2 separate regions of the Homo sapiens genome follow, and region 2 is linked to region 1. Evidence: chromatin loops called from intact Hi-C (ENCODE). Cell type or tissue: PC-3. All regions are shown on one strand. Each heading gives the region's core, and the rest is flanking DNA. Links, peaks and the distances in the headings are about the cores only.

What was found. A loop is a pair of places that touch in the nucleus more often than their neighbours do. Peaks named below come from ENCODE experiments on the same cell type or tissue, not always from the same donor. Only the 100,000 strongest peaks of a DNase experiment are listed, where the experiment ranks them.
Region 2: a loop joins it to region 1, with 12 times the contacts of the local background. A loop is called at or near these places in 1 of 110 quality-filtered maps.

The regions. Positions count from the first base shown.
Region 1 is chr4:129,827,943-129,830,775 of GRCh38, reverse strand. All of the region lies in intron 8 of LINC02465 (long intergenic non-protein coding RNA 2465), which reads right to left. Among named protein-coding and RNA genes, the nearest start is that of LINC02465, 58 kb to the right of the region's middle. In PC-3, for the core only: no CTCF peak of the experiment used is centred there; no DNase peak of the experiment used is centred there.
Region 2 is chr4:129,911,443-129,914,275 of GRCh38, reverse strand. The region is part of intron 13 of LINC02465 (long intergenic non-protein coding RNA 2465); the gene reads right to left. Among named protein-coding and RNA genes, the nearest start is that of LINC02465, 140 kb to the right of the region's middle. In PC-3, for the core only: no CTCF peak of the experiment used is centred there; no DNase peak of the experiment used is centred there; H3K27ac peaks cover 1,194 bases.

The sequences.
Region 1 (2,833 bases), core at 264-2,763:
AGATCCTAGAAAAAAGCCTTTAAATGTATAGATTTAGATGTATATATGTATTGACACTAAACTTCTTTCAACAAAATGTATAATTATTTGTAGGGAAGTGAACATTTCCAAAGAAGATCACAGGTTCACAATACTTAAAAACAGGGACATCTATCTACACTTTGGGTGTGGAACTTTATATTATACATGGTATAACAATCTGTATGAATGCAATGTATTTCATATTGTAAAATAGTACATATAATATACAACAGTTCATCTGTCAAAGTTACTCATAATCAAAAAAGCAACCCACTTGTTTAAAGTAAATTGTTACGCTGGAAAGTTGCTTTAATGTAATAATATTAATAAAAAAGAAATAGGACTGCGAATTCCACTAAGAAAAATTCAGCATTTATTGAGTCATTTTAATATACTAATCATAGGTCTAAGCGTTTTCTGAGTATTACTTCCTTGGATCCTTATTCCAACCCTACAAGTTAGATATTGTTATCATCCCCATTTTACAGAGGAAACAACTAAGATAGAGTGGGGTTAAGGAATCTGTTTAAAGCCACATAGTTAAGAAGCAAACAGAACGTGAATCTCTTCCTCAGAGCCTGTACTATTTCTCATCATGCTATAATGTTTTGTTGAGAAGGAGTCTGACTATTTTTTTCACTTCTAAATAGGTAAGACAAGACCTGGCATATATAATAGATCCAGCTAAGAGGGTTTGGAGTTTGACAAGTCTCAGTGTTAACAGGAATACCACTATAAAAGTGTTGAATTTGGGCTGCTCCCTTACTGCCTAGCTGGATAACGTAATGCTGCAATATAGGTGACCTTTATCTAACAGATGGTGACAGATTTTGAGACAAGCTTGAAGGAAATTAAAAGCCAGCAGGTAAATGTTGTTCCTACTAATGATAAAAAATGTTAAGGTCATCTAAAAAAGGCTTCTGTCTTTATTAAAAACTGACGCTGATTTAAGTGGCCCTACCACTGACTCCCTTGGCTTCTATAAAAGAAAGTGTGCATTGTGTTTTCATTTTCTGTCTTCTCACTTTCTTTCGTCAGAATGGTTCTGAAACTTCAGTATGTATCAGAATCACCTGGAGCACTTGCTAAATCACAGATTTCCAGGTTCCATTCCTGGAGTTCATGATTTAATAATATGAGAATTTCTTTTCATAATAAATTCCCAATTTATGCTGACAGGGAGTTTCTTGTCTATAGACCATACTTTGCAAACCACTGCCCCACTCCACTGTACTTCAAAATCCTTCAAAGAAGTTTAGAAGGTGCTCATCAATGTATCTACAATTGCTCTTAGCACAATGCCTGACATACATGTATCAAAACAAGCAAGTAAAAAACAAAAAAAACTTGTGAACAGGTTGGTACAAAAGTAATTGCGGTTTTTGCCGTTACTTTTAATAGCAAAGACAGCAATTGGTTTTGCACCAACATAATAACAGTATTTTCAAATATAAACTTTGTGAGAAAAGGTACTTCTTATTCCTTTCTTTAACAAAAAGTAATTTTGACATAGTGACTCACAACATAAAGTGTTTTAAGAGATTTAGATAAATATTCTTAGCAATGTGATTCATAATAACCAATAACTGGAAACAAAGTGAATACATTGTGATATAATCACATAACAAATATTCTACCGTAATAAAAATAAACTACTGCCACACATACAAGAAGGATGAATCTTATAAACATACTGTTGAGCCAATGAATCCAGACATAAAATATTACATTCATCTAAAATTCAAAAATAAACAGGGCAAGATAGTGGTTAACTTTGGGAAGAGATGAGTGTAGCAATTTGGAGGGGATATGATAGGAGATTCTGGAGTTCAGGTAATAATCTATTTCTTGTCAAGAGCATGTTTGTTTTTGATAATGCATTGAGCTGTACACTTATTATTTTTGGTTTTTCTGTACATATGTAATATTTTAATATGGTGTTTTATTAGTAGAAAATGTTTAAGCTTGAAAAATAGATCAAAGCTACTGATTTTCCATTAGTGGACAGAAAATATTCATTCATTGGATATTTTCCAGGTATTATGGGCTAAATTGCATCTCTATCTTCCAACTTATATGTTGAAGTTCTGACCCCCAGTACCTCAGAATATGACTGCATTTGGAAATAAGGCTTTTGTAAAAGTAATTAAGATAAAATAAAGTTATATGGGTGGGCCCTAATCTAATATGATTGGTGTCCTTATAAACAGAGGCAATTAGGATGCAAATAACACACAAACCTCGAGAGGAGCAACTATGTGAGAGCACAATGAGAAGACAGCCATTGCAAGGCAAGAAGAGAGTTCTCAAAAGAAACCTACTCTGTGGACACCTTGGTCTTAGACTTATGGTCTTCAGAATTGGGGAAAATAATTTTTTGTTATTAATGCCATCCAGTCTGTGGTACAATGTCATGCAAGCCCCAACAAATCAACATACGAAAATAACTTTCATATCTATTACCATTGTATATGTTTGGGATAACAAAGGACATGAAAAATGATAATCCTGAATAATGTCTATGTAGTCCTGAAAAATGAAGGAGAAAACTTTTTCAAGCTCTTATTTGTGCCCTGTGTTTATGAAATTGTGCATTGATCCATCAAGATAGAATTGTGAGTTAAAATTCATTTCCAAATATTCCTTCTTCCTCAAACATAATAAATGTTATGCCTCCATTTTCCCAACTTGAAAATGAGGCAGAGGAATTCAATTTGCCTGTGCTTGAATAGAAATTTTATTTACCAGTGTTCCTGATAAATACCCTTCCTGATATCATTTATGTCATTTCAGAATGTGATAGTTACTTTTA
Region 2 (2,833 bases), core at 282-2,781, 83 kb before region 1:
AGAGTCCTGGATTAATTGTACATTACTATTGTATTAGATAATAAATATTCTTTTATTGAATGAATTTGGGTCATGCATTCAGCTACAGGCATTTCAGCTAACACAATAAATTGTTTTATATTTAATATAAAGAATGTATTCTCAAAGGACAACTTACTATAAGATTAAAAAATACAGGAAGAAATTAAAATACTTGTACTAATAAGTAGAAATCCCATGCTTGCTTTCAATGTAAAAAGCAAAGGTTTATTCACACTTTGTGATACAATAAAACTAATTTAGTTAATTGAAGAGGTGGCTATGAGAGTATTTCAGGTTACAACAATGTTTCAGATTGTAAATAAATATGAAAATAAACAATTGAATGAGCTTTCTTTCAAAAAGTTTTAAAAATGCAATCCTGTATATAAAATTTTAGAGGAAAGATTTTTAGATAGCAGGATTATTATAAAAGTAGTACATTTTGTTAATGTTTTAAAAATAGAGCCATTTTATTTTGTCTTATTTAGTGCCATATAACTAGCTTTAAGACCGTATTGAAACATGGATTATTTTTGTCAATACTTAAAGTGATTGCATTACTGCGATTTTAAATTAATACAAATGTAAAAATTAAAACTAATTTTATTTTTAAATTTTTCAAATGATGCTTATGAATATTATTATACTTAATCTCAAAAACATTCTACAATGAAATAAGAACATATTATTATGATTGATATTATATAGATCAAAAAAATTATGCAGGAATAAATTAAAATACTTGTACTAAGAAGAAGAAATCCCTTGTCTCAAGCCAGGTTATCTGGGGATCATCTATTTCAAACTTGATAAGCTTCTATGATGGCTTCAGCACATTACAATTATTATGACTAAAATACTCTTTTCAAAATAAATCTTCATATTAAGGACATTATTCTGCCCTCTGTTTGCTTCCCCATTCTCTTTTCAGGTTTAGATTAATTTTGAGAGAGAATCTGAAGGTGGATTAGATAGTAATCCAGCAAAAACTATTTAGAATGGCACTGGTTTTGATTACAGTAAATAGATTACTTTAAACAAAAACCCTATATTACTCTTAGTAACAAAATCACAGAGATTAGCATAGTAGAAATACTGATTCTGTATCCAGGAACCCGCCATCTTGAGGGATTTAACCATGATAAAATGTAATGCCAACCAATTTGGAGTTTTACTTAATATCTTCTTCCTATCAAGTGGAAAATACAGTTTTGTGGGGGAAATGACACTATGTCTTTGTATAATGCAATATACACTCTATCCATAATGCTTTTATTTGAACCACAGGATATTGCCAATATATAATCATCCTGAGCCTACAAATGGCAATTTCATCTGATCCAATCTGATATTTTTTGATATTTATTTTTACTAAAAAAACCTGAGAAAAAGAATAAGATCAAATTATCAGCTTTACACGCATTACAGTTTTAAAAATAATTCTTATGTACACAATGACTAATTTTAATTTGAAATATTTAATTTATATATGTCTCACTAAAGGAAGACTCATGCCATAGAATCATAACCATAAGTTTAAAAAAGCTACTTAAGTACATTTTTTTGTATGGATGACAAGGTCCCTATTAGAATGTCACATCAAAAGAGTATTTTGCAAAATTTAATATGTAACAGTAACATGACAATGTAACAATGCAAATATTTACTTTATGCTATAACATCATCAAATCCACAAATAACATCTTTTTAAAGAATTAAATGACTCATAGTGAAAAGAATCCAGGACAATGACAAAAATAAATTCAGAAAACCTTTCAATTATGGTCTAGATATTAAATTTTTTCTAATATTGAAGGCAAAACTTTTTCCTACTGTTCAATGCATTCCTAATCTTCTCCCAGTGCCTGTGCTTTCTATTTGATAGGCACTTTATAGTGTTCTTATGTTTTATATCACAATACGATTATTCTCTTAGTGACTCATGGTTAAAGGAACTCAGGGAGGGAAAAGCCTACATAACCAATACAGATTTTAACAGTACATTTGAAACTTTACAAATTATAAACTTATACCCTTTTATTTTACTATAATAATGACATTCATTTTATACTGCTTTATGTTTTACGAGGACTTTGATTTATATTACAGTGTCTCATTTAGTGTTTTTTGTTTTTGTTTTGTAGTTGTTGTTTGTTTTTTTGTGAGACTGGGTCTCACACTGTCACCCAGGTTGGAATGCAGTGGCATGATCATAGCTCACTGCCTCCTCAAATTCCTGGGCTCGAGGAATCCTCCCACATCAGCCTCCTGAGCAGATGAAACTACAGACACATATCACCACACCCAGATAATTAATTTATTTATTTTTGTGTATAGGCAGGGTCTTGCCATCTTACCTATGCTAGTCTTGAACTCCTGGGTCTTTCTATGCTTTTATTTTAAGGTTTTACATTACACTTGACTGAGAACTATAATAAATAAAAGAATATTTTATAATAATTTTATAATATTATAAAAATTATTTTATAATAAAAATAATAAGTTTTAAGAAACTATTCAAAATTCTACACGGGAAAAAAAAGGAAAGAATTTTCCTTTACTATTTATAAACTTAAGCACAAAACAAAACCTGTAAATAAAATAAATATAATTTCATGTTTATATGTAAAACAACATTAAAGATACTCCTAGTTTTAAACATTTTAATTACACCTTTATTAAGATTAATTCACATACTATAAAAGTTACCCTTTTAAAGAGTACAATTTAGTGGTTCGTTGTATATTCATAGAGTTGTGTAACTATCATCAATATCTAACTTCAGAATTTTTTAACACCTCAGAAAGAAATT